2 separate regions of the Homo sapiens genome follow, and region 2 is linked to region 1. A link is a loop called in an ENCODE intact Hi-C map of the cell type or tissue named here. Cell type or tissue: GM12878. All regions are shown on one strand. Each heading gives the region's core, and the rest is flanking DNA. Links, peaks and the distances in the headings are about the cores only. Region 1 has its middle 270 kb from the start of ALG10B. Region 2 overlaps ALG10B (ALG10 alpha-1,2-glucosyltransferase B).

What was found. Peaks named below come from ENCODE experiments on the same cell type or tissue, not always from the same donor. Only the 100,000 strongest peaks of a DNase experiment are listed, where the experiment ranks them.
Region 2: it touches region 1 in a loop (2.5-fold over the local background); 1 of 110 quality-filtered maps calls a loop at or near these places.

What each region holds. Positions count from the first base shown.
Region 1 is chr12:38,580,787-38,592,506 of GRCh38, forward strand. No RefSeq gene overlaps it. Among named protein-coding and RNA genes, the nearest start is that of ALG10B, 270 kb to the left of the region's middle. In GM12878, for the core only: no CTCF peak of the experiment used is centred there; a DNase peak (open chromatin) is centred at 4,515.
Region 2 is chr12:38,323,814-38,335,533 of GRCh38, forward strand. It overlaps ALG10B (ALG10 alpha-1,2-glucosyltransferase B), which reads left to right. Exons shown (of 3, transcript NM_001013620.4): 3 at 1-5,908. Among named protein-coding and RNA genes, the nearest start is that of ALG10B, 13 kb to the left of the region's middle. In GM12878, for the core only: a CTCF peak has its summit at 4,708 (motif pointing right); no DNase peak of the experiment used is centred there.

The DNA of each region.
Region 1 (11,720 bases), core at 1,141-9,140:
GTATTTTTTAACACTTGCATTTCTTTTAGTTTTGTTTGTTTGTTTGTTTTTGTTTTTTGTTTTTTTGTTTTTTGTTTTTGAGACGGAGTCTTGCTTTCTCGGCCAGGCTGGAGTGCAATGGCATGATTTCAGCTCACTGCAACCTCTGCCTCCCAAGTTCAAGTGATTCTCCTGCCTCAGCCTCCCAAGTAGCTGGGACTATAGGTGCGTGTAACCATGCTCAGCTAATTTCTTGTATTTTTAGTAGAGACGGGGGTTTCACCATGTTAGCCAGGATGGTCTCGATCTCCTGACCTCGTGATCCACTCGCCTCGGCCTCCAAAAGTGCTGGGATTACCGGCGTGAGCCACCGGGCCGGGCTACCTGTATTTCTTTATAAGTAAAAGTGTTAATTCTCTTTTTAGTCGATTCTTTTGTGCTTTGATATCACATTTTGGGGGCTTTACAGAAATAATTAGAAGTTTTTTTTTTCTATGTTTGAGAATATTTTAAGTTATTTTGAAAATATTTGTTTTTCAAAACATTGTTATAACTTACTCTGACACAATGTGAGCTTCGTGCATTTTGGAAAACTGTGAGACCGAGCATCTTGACAAATTTCTCATTTTATTGTAAGTATAACAATTCTGGTCTTTGTTTTTCACTTAAACTTTGCCATTTTCTCTGTCCATAAAATATATTTAAAAAGGGTGAGCATATCAGTGTCTTAGGACTGTTTCGATATGGTTATGTTTATATTATCACTTCTTCCTTTTCTCACCTATGATTTCTCCTTTTAAAAAATAAATTCATTTTTATTGCTTTATTTTATTACTGTTCTTTTAAGAAGCAACTTTTGGATGTATTGGTTTAAGTGTTTTTCTCTTTTGCCATTTATTAACTCACTATTTTATTATTTTATTGCTTTAACAATTTTTTTCTAAATTTCTTAAGTTGGATGCATAATTCATTTATTTTCTTTCTTTTTGGAATTCTTTAATGCCACATTTGATTAAATTATTTAAGCTGAAAATTTTACTCTGAACACAGTCTTAATAAGTTTCATGTATTGGATATGCAGTATTTTCACTATTATAATTTACTGGATATTTTAAATTTCAATTTAGATTTTTTAAAATAAATAATTTTATATGGGAAAGCTTTTTAAATCAGCTTTTAATGCTTTTGTTTTCTGTGTGTGTTTTTTTTAATTTTAGGTATTTTTACACAGTGAAGGGAGGGCATAATCTAATATTACTTTTTGACATTTACTGAGGATTTCTTTCTAATACATGGGCAAATGCATTTCAAAATTTCATATTGCAAAAGTTCCATAGCCACTTGAAAGGACAGTCTATTCTCTCTTTTCAGGGTTTCGTATAAATCAATTATATTTACCCTTTTATTTGTGTAATTTAAATCTCACGTGCCAGCTTTCATTTTTTTTTTTTTTGTGCCTTGACTGTGATAAACTAAAAGGAATGAACCAAAATTTTACATTATTAGTAATTTTGTGTCTATTTCTCATTGTAACTGGGAGTTTTTTTCTTTATGAATGTTGATGGCATATTGTTTATTGAAAATGTATTAATAACTTTTGTATCTTTACTTCCCACATTATAAAGCATTCTACTTTGTCTCTTGTAATGCATTTTGCTCTGAATTAGATTTTGCCTCATGTGAATATGATTTCTGCCTTGTTTGTTTTTATTTTCTAGTGCACATTTGTCAATTCTTTTTTAATTCTAATTTTAAATTTCTGGGTACATGTGCAGGATGTGCAGGTTTGCTACATAGGTAAGTATGTGCCATGGTGGTTTGCTGCACTTATCAACCAATCACCTACGTATTAAACCCAGCATACATTAGCTATTATTCTTAATGCACTCCCTCCCCTCACCATACCCCCGAGAGGCCCCAGTGTGTGTTGTTCCTCTCCCTGTATCCACGTGTTTTCATTGTTCAGCTCCCACTTATAAGTGAGAACATGCAATGTTTGGTTTTCTGTTCCTGTGTTAGTTTGCTAAGGATAATGGTTTCCAGCTCCAGCCACATCCCTGCAAAGGACATGATCTCATTCTTTTCTATGGCTGCATAGTATTCCATGGTACTACATTTTCTTTACCTAGTCTATCATTAATGGGCATTTGGATTGATTTCATGTCTTTGCTATTGCTGCAAAGAATAGTGCTGCAAATGAACATATGTGTGCATGTATCTTTGTAATTCTATTTATATGCCTTTGGGTATATACCCAGTAAAGAGATTGCGGGGTCAAATGGTATTTCTGGTTCTAGATCTTTGAGGAATTACCACACCATCTTACACAATGGTTGAACTAATTTACATTCCCACCAACAGTGTAAAAGCATTCCTATTTCTGTGCAACCTCATCAGCATCTGTTGTTTCTTGACTTTAATAATCGCCATTCTGACTGTTGTGAGATGGTATCTTATTGTGGTTTTGATTTGCATTTCTCTAATGATCAGTGATGTTGAGCTTTTTTAAATGTTTCTTGGCCACATGAATATCTTCTTTTGAGTAGTGTCTGTTCATGTCCTTTGTCCACTTTTTAATGGGGTTGATTGTGGGTCTTTTTGTAAATTTGTTGAAGTTCCTTGTAGATTCTGGACATTAAACCTTTGTGGGATGGATAGATTGCAAACATTTTCTCCTATTCTGTAGGGTGCCTGTTCGCTCTGATGATAGTTTCTTTTGTTGTGTCAATTCTTTTTAACATCAATCTTTTTGAGACACTTTGCTTTAGACTGTCTTTCTGTTCATTCTAGTTGGGTTTCACTTTGTGATCCATTGAGTTTTTTTCTTTTAATAGGTAAGCATAGCCCATTTAGGTTAAATAATATCACAAGAATGTTTGATCTTAATTCTGTTGTACTTTTGAAATTTAGATGATATTCACATAACATTAAATTAACCATTTTAAAGTGAACAATATAGCGACATTTAGTAAATTCACAGTGTTGTACAATTCTATTGTACTTTGAAATATCTTTTGCAGCTTATTTGAGAATATGTTGTATAGATTTAATAAAATCCTTTACTGTGTTCCCCTTGCTCGTATATTTCTATCTTAAGAAGGTTTTTGTTTTTGTTATAATTTTACTTGATAACTAAAAGTTCTGATAATGCATGTAATCCTGCTTCCTACAAGTAGCAATATTATGTCCCACTACCCTAAAATACACGTGTTTATGTCTTACTTGTAGACAATGTTAACCAATTGTTTCTTGGTTAGGTGAAGTTGATCTTAAGAAAGTCTTATAGGAACATTTTACTACCTGGTTCTTATATGATCATGATTGATCTGTAACATTTTATCCTTGAAATACAGTTACATTTGGTATGAAATCTTTGGCTCCTTTTTTCCTGGAAGATTTCAGAGGTATTACTCTACCTTCCTTCATGTCTAAGGAAGACTAGGGCTAGCTTGGCTTTTTCACACTTCATAAGTGACTTTATCTATCTACCTGTTGCCTAAAGAATACCATCATTGGCCGGGCGCGGTGGCTCACGCCTGTAGTCCCAGCACTTTGGGAGGCCGAGGCGGGCGGATCACGAGGTCAGGAGATCGAGACCATCCCGGCTAAAACGGTGAAACCCCGTCTCTACTAAAAATACAAAAAATTAGCCGGGCGTCGTGGCGGGTGCCTGTAGTCCCAGCTACTCGGGAGGCTGAGGCAGGAGAATGGCGTGAACCCGGGAGGCGGAGCTTGCAGTGAGCCGAGATCATGCCACTGCGCTCCAGCCTGGGCGACAGAGCAAGACTCCGTCTCAAAAAAAAAAAAAAAAAAAAAAAAAGAATACCATCATTATCTTGGAAGTGCAGTATATTTACCAGGATGTGCCTTTGTTAATTTTTAGGTAAATTTTCATGGGAAACAGTATATCCATTCAAATCCTCTTTTATTTTAAAAAGTATATCTTTAAATATTTGTTCTGTTCAATCATTTCAGTTAACTTCATAGAAGAATAATTATGAATATTATAATATATTTTGTTGATCTCCATAGCTATTATTTTCTCTAATCCTTTAAAACTCCTTTATTATTTTCATTTTAGTTTGTCATCAATGTCTTTAATTGTTTTCTACAGTGTTTATTCTCACTGTGATCCTCAAAATTTGTCCTGCTTTTTGTGATGGCTTTATATTTTTTCCTTTTACTTCTTTCCTGAATTATGCCAATTTCTTTTTATTTCCTGCTGCTATCATATCATTTTTCTCCTTGAGTACTTACATTTTTGTTTTATACACTTGTTTTATAGAATGTTTAGTTTATTTCTGTATTTTAATAATAAGCAAAGTCTTGGCAAATGAAAATTTTTACTTGTTCCATGAGAACACTTCTCTGTTGTTTGTTTCCAGCTGAATGTAACAGTAAAACCCCAAAGGACTGTAGCACAAATAAAATTTATCCCCAATTCATGTACAAACAAACAAAAGGAGATTGGTATCCGGTAGCCTGGAGCTGGTGAGTGCCCACAAAATTACCTACGATCATTCTGACTCATTGTATCTCATTCTGGCTAGAAATTCAACTGTGGAGGATGAGGGGGAGAAGAAAGTATCACTTTCTTTTCAAGTAATTCTTCAAAATTCCACCTAACACTTCTGCTTATATATCTCTTTGACCCAAACTTAGTCAAGGAGCCATGTGTATCTTTAAAAGAAACTGGGAGACATAGTTTCTCAGCTGGATGGGCCATGACAACTATAAATTAGGATTCTTTTGCTCACAAAACGGATGAAATTAGGTTTAGGGGACCGCGACAGAAGTTGAAAAGCAACAGCTGCCACAACATCCTTCATCTTCGTTTTCTTTTTCTGTTTCTCCCACTACCCTGCCTTTTAAACTTATTCTTTATTTCAATAAGTTTTTTCCTTATTGTAGTTTTCTTGTTGTTGTGTATTTTTCTGGATTTGCTATTTCAGAATTTTCATGTGAGACACGGGATACATCCCATTACCATGATCTACCTGAGGATTGTTTAGCTGTGACTTCTCTACAACCAACAAGAATAAGTAGCCATGGATTTTTCTTTTTCCTGATAGAAAGACTACACTCTGTCATGCTGCTCTTCATATTGCACAGTGTGGACTTCGGTTTTACACTTCAGGGTAGGCCTCTCAGTTTAAATAGTGGTATTCTTACTGGTTCTTCCTGAAATCTACAGTCAAAGCCAACTTTTCCAGTGGGATCCTTGTTTCCTCCACTTTCTTTCAGGGGTCCACCTGTTCTATTTCTATTCTTTTGAGCATCATTCCAGCTATTTGAGAATCTGGAGTTTTCGTTGACTTCTAGTTTTCCCCAAAAATAGATTCTATTTATTTATTCAGATTTTATAATTTTGTTTCACTTCTCCTTGTTGGTTGTGAATAATTTCCAGAAAGAGAATGATATTTAGTAACTATATTCAAATGAAGGCCCAAACCATTACTTTTTACAATCTATCCTATAATTGTTTTGTTACAGTGATATCAAGCATTTTCTTGACTTTGACAATGACTTTGCCTATATATTTACAGTTTGCTGGAACCCTTTTAATTCTTCATCATTTCCCAACTTGCTGTTGTGACACTGTTTTAACAATCAGTGAAGTTTTGCAAATTGGCTCAACGACCCCTGTGTTATTATCCATTGGAACCAAATATTTAAATTCATTAAAAGCAGGTTTCCTCTCAATTTTTTGACTAACTTGGATTTCAATTTCTGTTTTAAAATATTTGTTCTATTCTTTAAATTCTATTCTGATGTTTCTACTCTATTCTAATATCTTTGCCAGAAAAAAAGGGCAGAAGCAAAGAAGAGAGAGGTACTCATTTCTTTCTATCATCTATCAACACTGTTATTTCCCCATGCAGCACACTACTCCTGTCTGTGAAGAAGAAAAGAAGTACTGATTATAAAACAGAGACCTAGCTTTTTTTTTTTTTTTTTTTGACATTCTCCCATTGTTTTCTAGGCACTCATAAAATATACAGCTTGGAATCTGCTATCTTCCCTAAGTGCTTATTCATTTTTAATAAATGCAATAATGAGTATGGTGATTTAATATTTTGTACAGATGAATGAATTTCTCCCTTTATCTCAACATTCTTACCCTAGACCTTTAATTGCACAATCTTTATTATTCATTCTCTTTACCATACCTCCCACTGTCATCCAGCCTCTAACACACTGGGATTCTTTCTGGACATCAATGCTTTAAGACTCTATCTGAAACTATAATTCCTGGTAGTAACCACATTTAAGCTTCTGTCTGCTATCTAAATTGGAGCTCCAGACTACTCATGTCTGAATCATTTATTTGTATCCTCATAAGGCTATTATGTTGCTTAACTCATGTTGCTAAACATCATCATCTTGGCTATCTTTTGCTTTACCTCAGAACTTCCTAGTTTTATTCTCTTCTGTCCATATTAAATTTTTAAATTGCAAAAACAACCATTTCTTCTAACACATGTTTAGATGGAAGTAAACATGTGAAACAGCTTTATGTTATTTTAAGTATATATCCCAAATTATATCCATGAGCATGTTTAGATTTCCTGTCTCATCACAGTTTTTAAGAAAGGAGAGAAGGAATGGCCACTACCTCAACAAGGAGAGCAATATAGTGCAGAGGAAAGTTCTGAACAGACAGGAAGGAAAAGCAAAAGCCTGTGCCTTCTGGCTAAGTGATTTATGATAAGATGGCAGAGACAGAGAGATGGGAGACAGAAAAACCAGGTCTCATTGCCTCTGCAGATATCAGCTTGGAAAGATGGAAACATGTTCAGTATGTTAGGGAGATGCTGGGGAAGGGTGCTTTCCCCTAAATTCAGATACAGAATTTGGTGTGGAAAGCTCTGCATCTGATAGTGTTCAGTCAACATAAGGCAACTTCCAAAGAGTTTAGGCAGAGAGAGTGTCACTCTTGCACAGCTGAGCCTTCCTCAGTTCCCCACAAGTCTACAATTAGAGAAGTAAAACTAATTGAGTTGGTGTTGATCACTACTCCCATTCTAAAACCAGAATGAAGTAACATGTTTCCTGCTCATGCAAGAAACATTTCATCTGACATTCCCGCTGACTTCCTGACTTCCTGATTTTTTTTTCTATTGCAAAATGTGAGTTCCACTCTGTTTTTACTTCTGTTGTTTCAAATAACTCAGCAAATAATTCATTTCATTCTTGTTCTGATGAATTGCATTTGTGTGCCACTTTCTCTAGCTTATCAACAACATGCTTAATTATGAGAGTAAGAATCGAAAATCATGTTACAAGTTTTTAGTTTAAATATTTAATAAGATCTTACAAGATACCCAGGAAAAAAAAAAAAACAAAGATCTCACCTACAGAGCTCAAAGATATCGTATTCCCCTTCGGTTGGCACTACCATAGTCACAGCTTTGGGGCACCTATATTACCTCCTGGTAAAAAGAGTGATTGTGGAGTCAGGCACTAGAGTTCAAATCCTGGCCCCACTACATCCTGTCTGGGTCACCGTGGGCTAATTCCTTACCCTCTCTTACCTTCAGTTATTCTGTTTGAAAAAAGACCGTCTTCCTCTCGAGATTGTTATGATACCTATTGCAATATTAATTGAAATAATGTACATAAAACCCTAGGAACATACCTGACACAAAGTGAGGATGCAGAAATATTAGCTATTATTAACAGAGTATGAGTTGGTTTGTTAAACCCATAGTAGAGAAAAGAAACTTTCTTGAGCTTCTGAAGAGGGATTTCACTGCTGGATAAACACCAAAACAGTTTTATCAATATTACAAATAATAGAACACGAATACATAGATTTGGCTTGTGAACCTTCATTTTAGAAATAAAATAATTTTCTTTTAGGTACTGCCAAATTCACTTAAGTTCTCCTTTCATCACATTTATAAGAACTCAAAAAAAAAAATCTCATGGCTTCACATCCCCTGCCCCCATACTCATTGTTGAGAGCTCATTTCTCTTATATACTTGCTTTTGGGTAAACACTGCTTTGCCCTCACCCTCGCCCTGTCACTTATAAGCACTTACACACAAAATGGCTTGCTGTCAACACAGGCACACCCATATTAGCAGTTTGAACAGCCACTGTGAAACAGCAAATGGAAATTGGGGACATTCTGGAGTCTTTCACGTACATATTACAAAGGAAACCATCTATGTGTTAGCTCACAGTCAGGTTGGCTTTGTTTTGTGTCTTCAATTTCATATGAAGATAATAGAAGGAACTTAGATCTCCAAAGCATGCATCATGAACAATGGTTAACTTTTAATTAAAAGAAATTATAAACTTCATGAGTACTGGAATGCAAATAATAGAAATACAAGTAGATGTTTCAGTACCAACCAGAATTTATTGTAATCCTTGGTAAGAATGCACTTCAGATTTCTTGTGCAATAGCTAGATAGCTTACAGAGAGCAGGGAGCTCATATTACATCCAAGAGGCGGGAGTGGGGGGGTTAACTAATTTATTTTCATTTCCAAAGTGATTGTTACCACGAAGATAGTTTCAGATGAGAAATCAAAAGGCAGCAGACCGGTTCTTACCGTGAATTCACCCCTTAACGTCTTGGAGTCTCTGTTACTGTAGATTTAAAATGAGCATGAGGCTATTTTCTTCGTCCACCTCATAGGGTTGTTCAGGATCTCTAGTTGGAAAATGGTCATGAAATGCATTGTAAAACTGCTGAGTTGCTATATTAATATGTACATCTATGTAACTATTAGGATAAAATTTCCCAATTTTATATTTAGCTGAAAAATATAAATTATTTTTAAAAGGAATGAATTGAGTATTTTAGTCCATATTTTAAAAATGAGAAAAAAATAAGCTATGGAGATTTCTAAGACCAAAGATTTCCAACTTTATGTGTATTGATACTGTTCAGAACAGAGAGGATTAGGACCTAGAGATGTAATAATGTTTTCCTACCTGTAGTTTCTTTCTTTCTGTCTTTCTTTTTTTTTTTTTTTTTTGAGATGGAGTCTCACTCTGTCGCCCAGGCTGGAATACAGTGGTGCAGTCTTGGCTCACTGCAACCTCTGCCTTCTGGGTTCTCCTGCCTCAGCCTCCTGAGTAGCTGGGATTACAGGTGCATGCCACCATGCCTGCCTAATTTTTTTGTATTTTTAGTAGAGATGGGGGTTTCTCCATGTTGGTCAGGCTGGTCTCGAATTCCTGACCTGATGATCCACCTGCCTCGGCCTCCCAAAGTGCTGGGATTACAGGCGTGAGCCACCGCGCCCGGCCTCCTACCTGTAGTTTCTCATTCAGCTCTTTCCCTGCTATGGATTATCCTAAATGCTGCTAACAGATCATCCTATCATTGCCTTAATCAATCACTTATGTTCTATATCTCTATGATCTACCATGCCTGCTTTCAAAAATCCTTCATAATCTAATCCTAATCTATTCAACCTCGCGTCTCTTTATTTTCAACATGTACTCTCTGTTCTCGCCAGTTACACTTTATCTTAGCCCAAACTCAAGCTATAACCATTTCTACCCCTTAATTATGAAATGTGCATTTTTTAGTTTTTAGATTCACCGCATATAGCAAATACTACTCAATATTAGCAGGATCTTCCAAAATTCTTGTTCATTTCTCTGCTAGATTGACAGCACCTATTTTCTCAGAATCATTTCTGTCACTACCTAATGAGGTCATTGTCAATTTGTCAATCACTGTGTTTTAAAAACATAGATTTCAAATTTAGAGAAAGCTTTGTACAATTAATGCTGCAAAATGACGAGATGTATTTTGGACCAAATTCATTGCACCAGTGACATTATTCTTTTCTAGAGATATTTTAATCATCCTGGATAAATAAGGAGTTCTTATTACAAATAACCCTGATGGCAATCATCTTCACTTTCCACATTAATATTTGTTGATAAAGACAATATTTGTAAAGCTAAACAAAATAAGTCACTATAGGGTAATAGAAAGAATTTGAAATTGCACAAAAGCATGTGTTCAAGTCTTGGTTCTATCTGTAACAAGGTATTTATATTGCCTAGATGTATTAATCTAAAATTGGAAGAATACTAATTTTATTCAACTTTAGTATATAATATGTGATACATATGTGATGAAATACATGCTAAACCACAAAACACTGTATGGCACCTAGTACATGAGCAACAAGTGGTGACAACTTACTCAAAAATCTTGAATGTCAAATTTTAATCTCAGTTTTCATAACACCTGGGAGTCCTCTCCTTTGTGGAGAAGACAGCCTCCATTTTTAAAATTCTGTAAAAATAATACAGGCTCACAGTTTTAAAACATCTTAAAAAACATACAGTGCAACTGTTTAGTTCCTGACATCTCAGATAATTTGGAGGAAGAGACTATTCTTAATAAACACATCATGTGGTAACCGCATGTCAAATGTGTTCTTAGCAAGCTATAGTCATGTATTTAGTTTCTTGTATTTCTTATGCTTTGCATTTCTAGCTAAAGCCATCCTCAGTTAATGCTAATATTGAGTTTCTTGAACTTTAATATGAGTGATCCAGCACTCAAAATTTACCCCCACTAAGGAATTTACCAAGTCAGCATACCACAGAAATACTCTAGTAAGCAAGTGTTACTATGTTACCTATACCTGGTGTATTAGTTTCTTATTTACTGCCATAACAAATAACCACAAATATAATGGCTTAAAACAACCCTAATATATTATCTTATAGTTCTATACATTTGAAGTTTGAGATAGATCTTGCTAAAATAGGGTGAAGTTTGGCATATATCTCACTATAGGTGTGAAGTTTGGCCTAGATCTCGTTACAATCAAAGTGTTAGCAAAGCTGTATTCCTTCTGGAAGCTCTAAGGGAGAATCTATTCTGTATTTTTTCCAGCTTTCATTAGTTAACCACATTCCTTAGATTCTCACTCCTTTCCTCCATTTTCAAAGCCAGCAACATAGCAATTCTTTGACCCCGCTTCCACCATCACATCGAATATCCCAGGATAAAAACTAGAAGGAAGCTATCTGAGAAACCACTTTGCCATGTGTGCATTCATCTCACAGAGTTAAAACTTACTTTTCTTTCAGCAGTTTGGAAACCTCGTTTTTGTAGAATCTGCAAAGGGATATTTGGGAGTGCATTGAGGCCCATGGTAAAAAGGAAACATCTTCAGAAAAAAAACAAAAAAGAAACATTCTGAGAAACTGCTTTGTGATGTGTACATTCATCTCACAGAGTTAAACCTTTCTTTGGATTCAGCAGTTTGGAAACACTCTTTTTGTCCATTCTGCCAATTGACATTTGGGTGCTCATTGAGGCCTATGGCGAAAAAGAGAGTATAACATTAAAAAATTAAATCGCAGATTCTACAAAAACAGTGTTTCCAAACTGCTGAATGAAAAGAAAGGTTTAACTCTGTGAGATGAATACACACATCACAAAGCAGTTTCTCAGAGAGCTTCACCTCTTTCTCTTACCCTCTCTTCTGCCTTCTTCCACTTTCAAGACACTTATGAGTACATTGGGTCCACCCTGGATAGCCCAGGATAACCTATTTTAAAGTCAGATATTTGGCAACTGTAATTCCTCTACGCCTTAATTTTCTTTTGCCGTGTAACCCAACATATTCAGTTTCTGGAGTTTTGGACGTAGACATCTTCTCAAGGCCACTACTCTATTTCACACACCTGGTAATGGAAGTGTGTTTAGGTCTACCCATAAACAACATATGGCTTAAAGGACATCAGGA
Region 2 (11,720 bases), core at 1,299-9,298, 260 kb before region 1:
GAGAACTAAATCTGGGAAGTCAAAATTGAAAAAAGAATGTGTAATTTAGGGAAAGTAACTTTTTGTCTGATAATATTAATGCAAGGATTTTGTATTTAGGAATACTTCTGAGAGGAGAAGCTTCCACTCTGATCTAGTCTGGCAAAATTGAGGAAAATATTCTACCCTGTAATTAAAGAAGACTGCTCTTTGGAGGGATCACTGTTCTATATCTTTTTTTGTTTGTTTTTGTCTTTGAGGAGAAGTCTCGCTCTTGTCCCCCAGGCTGGAATGCAATGGCGCGATCTTGGCTCACTGAAACCTCCACCTCCTGGGTTCAAGCAGTTCTCCTGCCTCAGCCTCCCGAGTAGCTGAGATTATAGGCGCCCACCACCAAGCCTGGCTAATTTTTTCTATTTTTAGTAGAGCCGGGGTTTCACCGTGTTAGCCAGGCTGGTCTCGAACTCCTGACCTCAGGTAATCCACCTGCCTCGCCTCCCAAAGTGCTGGGATTACAGGCGTGAGCCACTGTGCCCAGCTCTTCTAGTTCATTTTTAAGTGTTGAGTCCCTGCTGTTTAAGAGATGTTTTGGTGAAAATCTACATTCAGAGAGAAACAGGTTAATCTTCCACATTTTTTATAAAATACATAAAATATAGTACTTGGCATTTTAAGAAAAGAATGCCATGTATTAAAAGGTGCTATTTTCAACTATTTATTATTTTAAAACAGGAATGCTTATCAATACTTTCGAATTTAAGATAAATGTCTTCGTTAAATTTTCTAGGCAGTTCAAAGATGGCCATTTGCTGGTGAATTTTCCAAAATAGATAACAGATAAAATGATTATGTAAGAACTTGGCACAACAGATCATTTTGCCTTTAGTCGTTCAAGAAATGATACTAAACTCAAAGTCATTCACTTGAAACAACTGAGAAGACCATTCTTAGGTGTTTAGATCCTTGCTTTTAGAAACATTCTTAGTTATATTTGTGTTTTCAAAAGTTATTGAGTAGATAGATATTTTTTCATGAATTTTTAAACATTAGACTTAGCTGAATTGATTAAAATTAGGTGATTATGAAAAAAATATTGCCCTGCTCGAGGGCATCTGGAGCCCTACAGTTACCATTACTAAAGTCTGTGAGTATGTCTATTTTGAAAAGTGTCATAAAAATATCTAGTCCATAAATCATTATAGGTTCAGTAATACATCATTTTGAACTGATTCTATCTTCTGTGAAATTCTAGAGATATGTTATCTTTAGGTAGCATGAGTAAGATTCAGGTATGCTGTGAATTTTGTTAACGTTTATGTTTTCCATTAATGGATAGTCAGGAATCTTTTGAACTGCGTCTATGTATTTAAATGATTTGGAAAGATAGCATCTCTCAGTTTAAACTTAGCATCTCATTTTGGCAAGATAAATTATTTTAGCTGTCTGGCCTTTTCTTTGTCTTCTTAGAGTTATTTCTGAAATGTGCATAGCCAGTCATAAAATAACTTGTGTAAATAGCCTAATGTAATTTATTTCTAATAAATACGTAGCTTAATGAAATGTATTTCTAGTTTGAACTTAATTGCCACTTGGCTTGATATTATTTTCCTTAGAATTGTTGGAAGAGAGGAGAGAGGAAGGGATCTACCATTTTTATTTATACCACCTAAATAGTGGACTGTTATTTTGGACTCACTTTTAAATAAAATATTTATTCACATGAAGAAATAAATTTTGTGTTTATTAGGTTAGCAAGCGTTTATTATCTTTGAAGTAATTGGAATTTCATTAAAAAGTGAAGCAAGTAAGAATTGTGATATAAATTTGAAAATTTTTAAATGGAAATTGAAATATGACTTAGGAACTGTGGGCTTGTAGAAAAAAACATTTAACATGGGAGTTAAGATTTTTATATTTGGTTGTGGCTCTGGGATCAATAAGGCAAGTGGTTTAGTCTTTAGTCCTCATTTCAAATGAGAATAGTATTTGTCCTAACTCTAGTCAGTGTCTGATTGGTATGTGTATAACCTTATTTTAAAAAGGATTCATTCCTGCCATATACTCATAATATTTATAAGTATGTCATATGATAAATATTGAGTAAATATATACTGAATGAAGTTTTTAGTATAGAGTGAAGTGAATAGAAAAAACATCCTACATAACCGTGGCTAATTTTAGGAAGTAAATCATGTTTCATAATAAGAGTCATCCTAAACATTTTTCTGTGTAATTTTCTGACCCAGTGTTAACAATTTTTATTTGCCTTAGTGCAAGCTTGTTCAACCCACAGGCCACATGCAGCCCAGGATGGCTTTGAATGCGGCCCCAACACAAATTTTGTAAGCTTTCTTAAAACATGATGAGATATTTTGTGATTTTATTTTATTTTATTTTATTTATTATTTTATTTTATTTTATTTTATTTTTTAGCTCATCAGCTATCATTAGTGTTCGTGTATTTTATGTGTGGCCCAAGATGGTTCTTCCAGTGTGGCCCAGGGAAGCCAAAAGATTGGAGACCCCTGCTAGCATTTAATGCTTATACATGTATTTACTTGTAAACATGTTGTTTCTTTGATAGGATATGATTTCAACATAATTACTGTTTATTTAAAATAAGAAAAACAAATAACTTTCAACCATTAAAAGGTTATAACACTTTAAAGGAAAGTTTCTTATTAAAGAAACTTTATACCCTATTAAGGGTATAATTTCAAAATAATTGCTTTTTATTTAAAATAAGAAAATATTCTTATTTCTATTTAAAATAAGAAAAATCAGTAACCTTCAACGAATAACAGGTTAAAGAATTTAAAGGTAAAAGACATTTCAACTAATTACAAATACTTTGTTTTTTTTAGTTGGGCTACATTTTACCACTCTAGGAATAGCTGTTAATTATTTTTTATATAGGGCATTTTTATGTATTTAATGTTGACAACTGACGTTTCCAATATACAAAAACTTGTGTAACTGAGAAAATTATAATAAAAATAGAGATTGAGGACATATTTTTAACATATATCCATGAGTCAACACTAATATTTAATATTTGAGATTTGAAAAATTATTTCTAGGGTAAGAAATTCTGTCACAATATAATATCTCTATATTGTGCTTTTTTAAGAGATAAATTTTTGATGAATTTAATGTTAATTAAATTTTATCTCAGCCTATCACCATCAGACCAAAAGACAATACAGTATTTTTCTAACAAGGAAAAGAAAATACATATATATATATTTATATATACAAATATATACGTATTTATATATACAAATTTGTATATATGTAATGTATGTGTGTGTGTATACATATAATTTCTCCTTTTTTTTTTTTGTAAGAATTGAGACAGGGTGTCACTATGTTGTGTGGGCTGGTCTCAAAACACCTGCCTCAAGTGATCCTCCCACCTTGGCCTCCCAAAGTGCTAGGATTTACAATGAGCCACTGTGCCAGCTTCCAACAAGAAAAATATTAAATGTATTGGTTTTTCACAGTGAAACTTAATTCAGTTTAGTTGAACCATATATGTGTGTGTATGGCATATATAAGATGAAAAAAGGAGAAAAAGTAACAATAATAATGATGGTTGCCATCATTCATTGAACACCTATAATGTTTTAGGCATTATACTAGCTGATTTACAAATATTGTCTCATTTGATGCTACATTTATATTTCTATGAGGCAGATGTTGATTTCTCTTTGACTGCTGAAGAAACTGAAGGTCGGTCAGGTCAGGTGATTTGCCCAAAGTCCACACTGTCACTAAATGAACATAGATTGGTATGACTCCCAAGCCTGTGAGTTTTTGACCGTCATATTCTGCCTCACTATGAAAAGTTTTTTTTCAATTTTTTTTAAATCAAAAGAAGTAGTATATGGAGAGAGAGGTGAAAATCCATGTTTGCTCTCTGCAGTTTCCAAACCATTCATGACGTGTTATTTTTGTACTGGATATAGTCATTTTTTAAAATGCTACAAACTGTTCAAAAGAGCATGAACAACATGATAACTCCTTATAATTTTGTTGTAAGATAAATGACTAAAATTATGTGGGATATTTAATTTGGATAAGTGGAAATTCTATCACTTGATAAGCTCTCTTGAAGAATAATTATTTGAAAGATTGGACTTAATTCTGTATTGCCTGAAGTGTAAATCAGAGGTCAACAATTAGATTGCAAATCATGAAAAGCATAACTTCTAATTGTTTAGTCTTTTTAGGGAAACAAGCCCAGAAAAAAAGTAAGATTCTCATTCATTGGAGATAAGATTTCTATTTATCAAAGATACTACACAAGAGTTAGATAGCAAGTAGTTCAAATGTCTTTTAAAGGTATCTGACATCTTTAAAGCTCTGTAATTTTTAAATTCTAAATTTTGTTACAGCTAATTTTTAAAAATTAATTGCTAAGTCATGGTCAAGTATTTCTGATGACTTACATGCTGTCTTTGGTATATTTTAAGTTTCTAAACCAAAACTACTATTTGACTCTATTACACCCTGTTTTAGAAAAACATTTGAGTTATACAACTTACTAAAATGTATTTTAGCGGTGATGTTTTGGAGCACTGGTAATATAGTGTTTAACTTATTTTCTATTTTTTATCCCTCTATATTCGTGAAATTACTTCTATTTGAAAAGTTTTCCGCCAGTGATAAAAAAAGGCTGAGCACTATCTGTAAAAATTTTTAAGGTGTCCACTAGGTGGAGATATTGTGCTACATTTCCAAGTGTTGTAGTTAAACTTTTATTAGTCTGAATTAAACTCTTTTATAGTGTTTTATTGTTTTAAACCACAAAGATTTATAATCATTTATATCTATTTATCTAATGTTATTCAAATGTTTTCTGCGTTGTATGAAGCTAAGATAAATGTAAAAAAAACAAACAAAAAAAACCTCACTTTGTGTTTTGTAATCATTAGACGATTTAACCTAATATATCTTCCCATATGATATGATCTTTGCATATGGCATACTTCATTCATATGACATAGTTAGAATCTTTTCCCACAAACAATGAGTGATGATATCTCATTTGAAAACTCGTGTAACATTGTATCAGCCACTGTTATAAAGTGATTTACCCATGTTAGTCTCATAACAACTCTATGAGATCAGTACCGTACACATGGGGAAACTTAGTATAGAGAGGTGAAGTATTTTTTCCAAGATTACAAAATAACTGTCTGAGCTGGGATTCGTAACCAGGCAGCCTGACTCCAAAATCAATATTCTTAACTCTATTGTTATGATGGAGAAAGGCATGAAGTCTACCTTCAAATTCATGGCATTTTAGAAGGAAAAATTGTCGCAAGTAATGTGATTATACTTCCTAGTTTTATAGGTCAGAAAAATGAGGTCCACACTAATTTTGCCTCTTCCACAGGGAGATAGATTCTCATCTACCATTGTGTCTTTTGTTTCTGTTTTTGTCATGATACCTCAAATTGATATATGTTGTAATTATGAATTTAAGGAAGTAAAAAAATAACTCAGGGCTGGAGCCTTCAGCCATATTAACATACATTGACATAAAGACCTTTGTTTTAATATGAATGATTCCAGTTAACAAATGGAGAAATAGTTGTTTGAAAATTAATATTTAGCTTCTCAAAAGAGACTCCTGTTTGGAAGCAAATTGTTGGTTTAACAGGACATACTTTAGATATTTGAAAAATTCTCTGTGGAATCACAATCTCTTATTTTTAAGAATGTAGGAATATGTGTTCTATATGCTTTTAAGTTATGTATTACATACTATTCTCTAAAATAGAAATGTTTATTTGGCTTCTAAAAGTCATTTGTGAGTTGATGTTATTTAAAACTGCTTTTCAGTCAACTTATTCTTTATAAAAAAGTTTGTTCAAATAGCATGTTTTTATTTTGTTTCTAAATAAATTCATGTTTGATAATATTTTATAATGTGTTGTGTCTATTTTTTTTTTTTTTTTATTGATCATTCTTGGGTGTTTCTCGCAGAGGGGGATTTGGCAGGGTCATAGGACAATAGTGGAGGGAAGGTCAGCAGATAAACAAGTGAACACAGGTCTCTGGTTTTCCTAGGCAGAGGACCCTGGGGCCTTCCGCAGTGTTTGTGTCCTTGGGTACTTGAGATTAGGGAGTGGTGATGAGTCTTAAGGAGCATGCTGCCTTCAAGCATCTGTTTAACAAAGCACATCTTGCACCGCCCTTAATCCATTTAACCCTGAGTGGACACAGCACATGTTTCAGAGAGCACCGGGTTGGGGGTAAGGTCATAGATCAACAGCATCCCAAGGCAGAAGAATTTTTCTTAGTACAGAACAAAATGGAGTCCCCTATGTCTACTTCTTTCTACACAGACACAGCAACAATCTGATTTCTCTATCTTTTCCCCACATTTCCCCCTTTTCTATTCGACAAAACCGCCATCGTCATCATGGCCCGTTCTCAATGAGCTGTTGGGTACACCTCCCAGACTGGGTGGCGGCCGGGCAGAGGGGCTCCTCACTTCCCAGAAGGGGTGGCCGGGCAGAGGCACCCCCCCACCTCCCAGACGGGGCGGCTGGCCGGGCGGGGGCTGCCCCCCACCTCCCTCCCGGACGGGGTGGCTGGCCGGCTGGGGGCTGACCCCCCACCTCCCTCCCGGACGGGGCGGCTGGCCGGGCAGGGGCTGACCCCCCCCACCTCCCGGATGGGGTGGCTGCTGGGCGGAGATGCTCCTCACTTCCCGGACGGGGCGGCTGCCGAGCGGAGGGGCTCCTCAGTTCTCAAAGGGGGCGGCTGCCGGGTGGAGGGGCTCCTCTCAGACGGGGCAGCCGGCCAGAGACGCTCCTCACCTCCCAGACGGGGTCGCGCTGGGCAGAGGCGCTCCTCACTTCCCAGACGGGGCGGCGGGGAAGAGGCGCTCCCCACATCTCAGACAATGGGCGGCCGGGCAGATATGCTCCTCACTTCCTAGACGGGATGGTGGCCGGGAAGAGGCGCTCCTCACTTCCCAGACTGGGCAGCCGGGCAGAGGGGCTCCTCACATCCCAGACGATGGGTGGCCAGGCAGAGATGCTCCTCACTTCCCAGACAGGGTGGCGGCCGGGCAGAGGCTGCAATCTCGGTACTTTGGGAGACCAAGGCAGGCGGCTGGGAGGTGGAGGTTGTAGCGAGCCGAGATCACGCCACTGCACTCCAGCCTGGGCAACATTGAGCACTGAGTGAATGAGACTTCATCTGCAATCCCGGCACCTCGGGAGGCCGAGGCTGGCAGATCACTCCCGGATAGGAGCTGGAGACCAGCCCGGCCAACACAGCGAAACCCTGTCTCCACCAAAAAAATACGAAAACCAATCAGGCGTGGCGGCGCGCGCCTGCAATCGCAGGCACTCGGAAGGTTGAGGCAGGAGAATCGGGCAGGGAGGTTGCAGTGAGCAGAGATGGCAGCAGTACAGTCCAGCTTCGGCTGGGCATCAGAGGGAGACCATTGAAAGAGGGAGAGAGAGAGGGAGACCGTGGGGAGAGGGAGAGGGAGAGGGAGTTGTGTCTATTTAACACATTTTCTTATCCTAAACCAAGTATTAGAAGCTTTGTATTTCCCTCACACTGTCCTGTTAGCCATTTTCCCCTGTCTACCACCTCCCTAATGCTAAGCTTTATTAGTCATTTTAAAATAGAACCAAATCTTTTTAAATACCTGTGATGTGTGCTCATAACTAGCCTGGGTGTCTGTATAATCTTCCTTTTATTCTCATAATAATAGAAAGCAGTTAAATTACTGGCTGATCACCTTGAACTTGTTGGGGCTTGGGTTTCTTTTTTAGGCTAGGTCTGTAGGAAGCTCAGAGTATTTACCAAACACATCTAACTTGGCAGGGTTCAAGCCCCAGTCTTTGGGTCTTGTGGTGAAAAAAAAGAAAGTGGTCCCTACTCTGTGTTTGCAGACTTCCACCTCTTACTTTCCATTGGGTGTCTTCGAGTTTCTCTTATCATATGCAGCTCAGAGGTCAGCCCAGGACTTATACACAGATTTTGGGATTCCCTTCTTCTGTGACTCCCTCTTTTCTGAGATTTCTCCTAATTACAGCTACTCTAGCAGTCCTGAGTTCCATCCTTTCACACCTCAAACCAATCATACTGCACCTTTCTAACTAGGGTGTGCCCTCTGGGGGAAAAGCCATATAAACATGGATCTCACCCAGTGAGATCTTTCAACTGAGTCCATCCAGTTCCTGCCTTCTTTTGTTTACTCTTCAATGTTTCCAAAAAGATTTTTTCCCTTTTTAAATGAGTCAATCTACTGGAAAGCTAATATAATAAAAGCTCCTCTACCATGACCTGCCTAAGAACCTTGTCTTGATTGTAGTTAACATGTGTTATGTGTAGTCTTTCTGTTTATTAGATAAGGAAGTTGTGGGTGTTATTTTTGGTTTTGTGAAACTAAAAGGGAGAATTCCTGAAAATAGTTTAGGTGGCAACAGTAAGTTTTTGGAATATGGACTTCTGTATTAGCCCATTCTCATGCTGCCAATAAAGACATACCCGAGATTGGGTAATTTATAAAGGAAAGAGGTTTGATCAACTCACAGTTCCACATGGCTGCAGAGGCCTCACAATCATGGCAGAAGGTGAAGGAGGAGCAAAGTCACATTTTACATGGTGGCAGGCAAAGAGAATGCTTACACAGGACAACTCCCATTTATAAAACAATTGGCTCTCGTGAGACTTACTCACTACTAGGAGTGAGTATGGGAAAGACCTGCCCCCATGATTTAGTTACCTCCCCCTGGGTCCCTCCCATGACACCTGGGAATTATGGGAGCTAAAATTCAAGATGAGATTTGGTTGAGGACACAGCCAAACCATATCACCTTCTAATATGGTCCTCTAACAAAGTTTATCGTAGTATTTGTTATTAAATGCAATGACAACTTGAGGGAACCTTGTGTGAAAAAAACGGTATCAAGAAACGCAAAAGTGACCTACTCTAGACAAGATGAACTCGCCTAATGGGGGCTAACTAATGCAAAGTACAATATGATTATCACTGAGGAGGAATATAAGAGCTAGGGTGTTTACATGAGAATAGAAATCACATCTGACTGAAGGGACAAAGACATACTTCATGGAGAAATTCACACTGGAGATTATTTGTATGGAAACCTGTGGAGACACTGCAGAAAGCATTTCAGGCAGAATAATGTGATGCAAACCATATGGCTGAGAAGCAGGTGGTGACAGTGGCCAACACTTATGCAGTGCTATGTGACAGGCACCAGTCTAAATATTGAACATGAATTTATTTAAGCCTCATAGAGATGCCCTAAGGCAAATGCTATTATGATCCCCATTTTTACTGACAAGGAAAATAAGTCATAGGGAATTGAAATAGTTTACAAACAGGAAATGCGGCTCCAGAACATGCCCTCTTAACCAGGGCGCTATACTGATTCCTGCTAAACTTGCATCATCTGATGGCCTGTGCATCCAAAGAACTGAGGTTATTTTTAGGAAGAAAGTAAGAACAGTGCTCTGCTGTATACAGTGAGGAGCAAGGAAAGCATATGTCCCACGCAGAGACCCACAGATAAATTGGTGTGGAGAGAAACATAGTTATTTAGATTCGATAGCCAGGTTTCAGTTCGCACCAGTAGAATGGCTCTGTGAGACAGGCCCTCCACTCTCCTGTAGATCCTGTTGTAAGTGATGCAGAAGCCAGAGAGAAGGTTGCTCTCCATCAGAAACATGAGGAGTTTTGGAGACCTCCCTAAAATATTTGATCTGAAAGGGTTTGAAGCCAGGAGGAGAGATGCAGTCTTAGGAGAAACGTTTCATGACCTGTAACAGGTACCCTATCAGTCTTTCTCAGTAAGTACTATTCTTTGTAATTTTTATATTTTCCTTGCAACCCTATCACTCTCTAAAGGTCTAGTGAAAAAATCAAATTTAGATGAAACCTAGCTTGACCTAGAATCTTCACTCTGTATGTGTGTGTGTGTGTGTGTGTGTGTGTGTGTGTGTGTGTTTAATGTATACATTGGGTCTTTGGGCCAAATACATTGTAAGGTTTCAGAGGTATAAACAGGCCCTGGGCTGTGGAGAACCATGGGAGGGGATGATCTTGATCTAAGTCAGTAGTTTTTACTTAGCCACATCTAGAAATCTATGTCTTGGTCATAAATTTTGTTCTTTGAAATGCAGGGAAATGTATCATAAAATGCAGGAAATGCAAGGAAAAGTAACACATTAAAGCTAATTGGTTATTAATATTATAAAAGCATATGAGAATGTCTTATTCTATTCCCTCCAGCTCTCCAACCATATCCCCCACACATACCCACACACTGCCTGCCCACACATAAGCACAAGTATTTCTGGGGATCATGAGCATGAGAACTTTAGGGGTATTGCTAGGAAAAGAAGGAAGAGAGTAAGTAGGAAGACTGAAGACAGAGAAAGGAACCACCAGAAAGAGTAGAAAAAAAGAGAGAAATCCTTTCTTCACATACCAATGACTCTAAGAATACCTTTCTCCATTAAAATAATATCCAAGAGGCACATTGGAATGAAATACATGTGGAATACTGATATGAAAAGACAGAAGAATATAATAGGATCTGAGTTGAAAGACCATGCTTATCTCTTCACTTGTACTATAAAAATTTACAGTGATGTCCTTTAGTTGGGGTAACTGTGATGAGCAACATTGAAACCCTTTATGCCAATTTTGTTTTCAAAATGCATTGTCTTAAATTTTCTCTCAAGGTGGCACTCCTGGACATCTTTTCCAGTTATTAGTCTGACAGGAACTTGGTACCATTTTACTTACCTTCATAATGTCACAGATGCTAGTCAATTTTTCATTTTTTTTTAAAAAATGCATTCTTTGAACATTTTTAGCTTTAAGCAAATATATTTGCTTATTTTTGTCATTGAGCATTTTGAAAACATGTGGTTAGAAGCTTGAAGCAGATAATCATAGCTGCATTCTATTCCCCGTAATTAAGAATATGTAAGGCCTGGCACAGTGGCTCACGCCCGTAATCCCAGCACTTTGGGAGGCCGAGGCAGGTGGATCACCTGAGATCAGGAGTTCGAGATCAGCCTGATCAACATGGAGAAACCCTGTCTCTACTAAAAATATAAAATTAGCCGGGCGTGGTGGCGCATGCCTGTAATCACAGATACTCTGGAGCCTGAGACAGGAGAATCGCTTGAACCCGGGAGGCGGAGGTTGCGGTGAGCTGAGATCGTGCCATTGCACTCCAGCCTGGGCAACAAAGCAAGACTCCATCTTAAAAAAAAAAATAGAGAATATGTAGGGCCGGGCGCGGTGGCTCATGCCTGTAATCCCAGCACTTTGGGAGGCCGAGGCAGGCGGATCACGAGGTCAGGAGATCGAGACCATCCTGGCTAACACTGTGAAACTTTGTCTCTACTAAAAATACAAAAAATTAGCTGGGTGGGGGGGGTGGGTGGCGGGCTCCTGTAGTCCCAACTACTTGGGAGACTGAGGCAGGAGAATGGCGTGAACCCAGGAGGCGGAGCTTGCAGTGAGCCAAGATCGCGCCACTGCACTCCAGCCTGGGGGACAGAGCGAGACTCCGTCTCAAAAAAAAAGAATGTGTAGAAACCTTGATATTTTCTTTCTTTCCAATTGGAATACAAGTCAAACCTGGAATTTATAAATAGTTTTAATAAATGTGGAATTTGTTGTATATATATAGTAATATAGAGAGAGTAATAAAAATATAGTAATG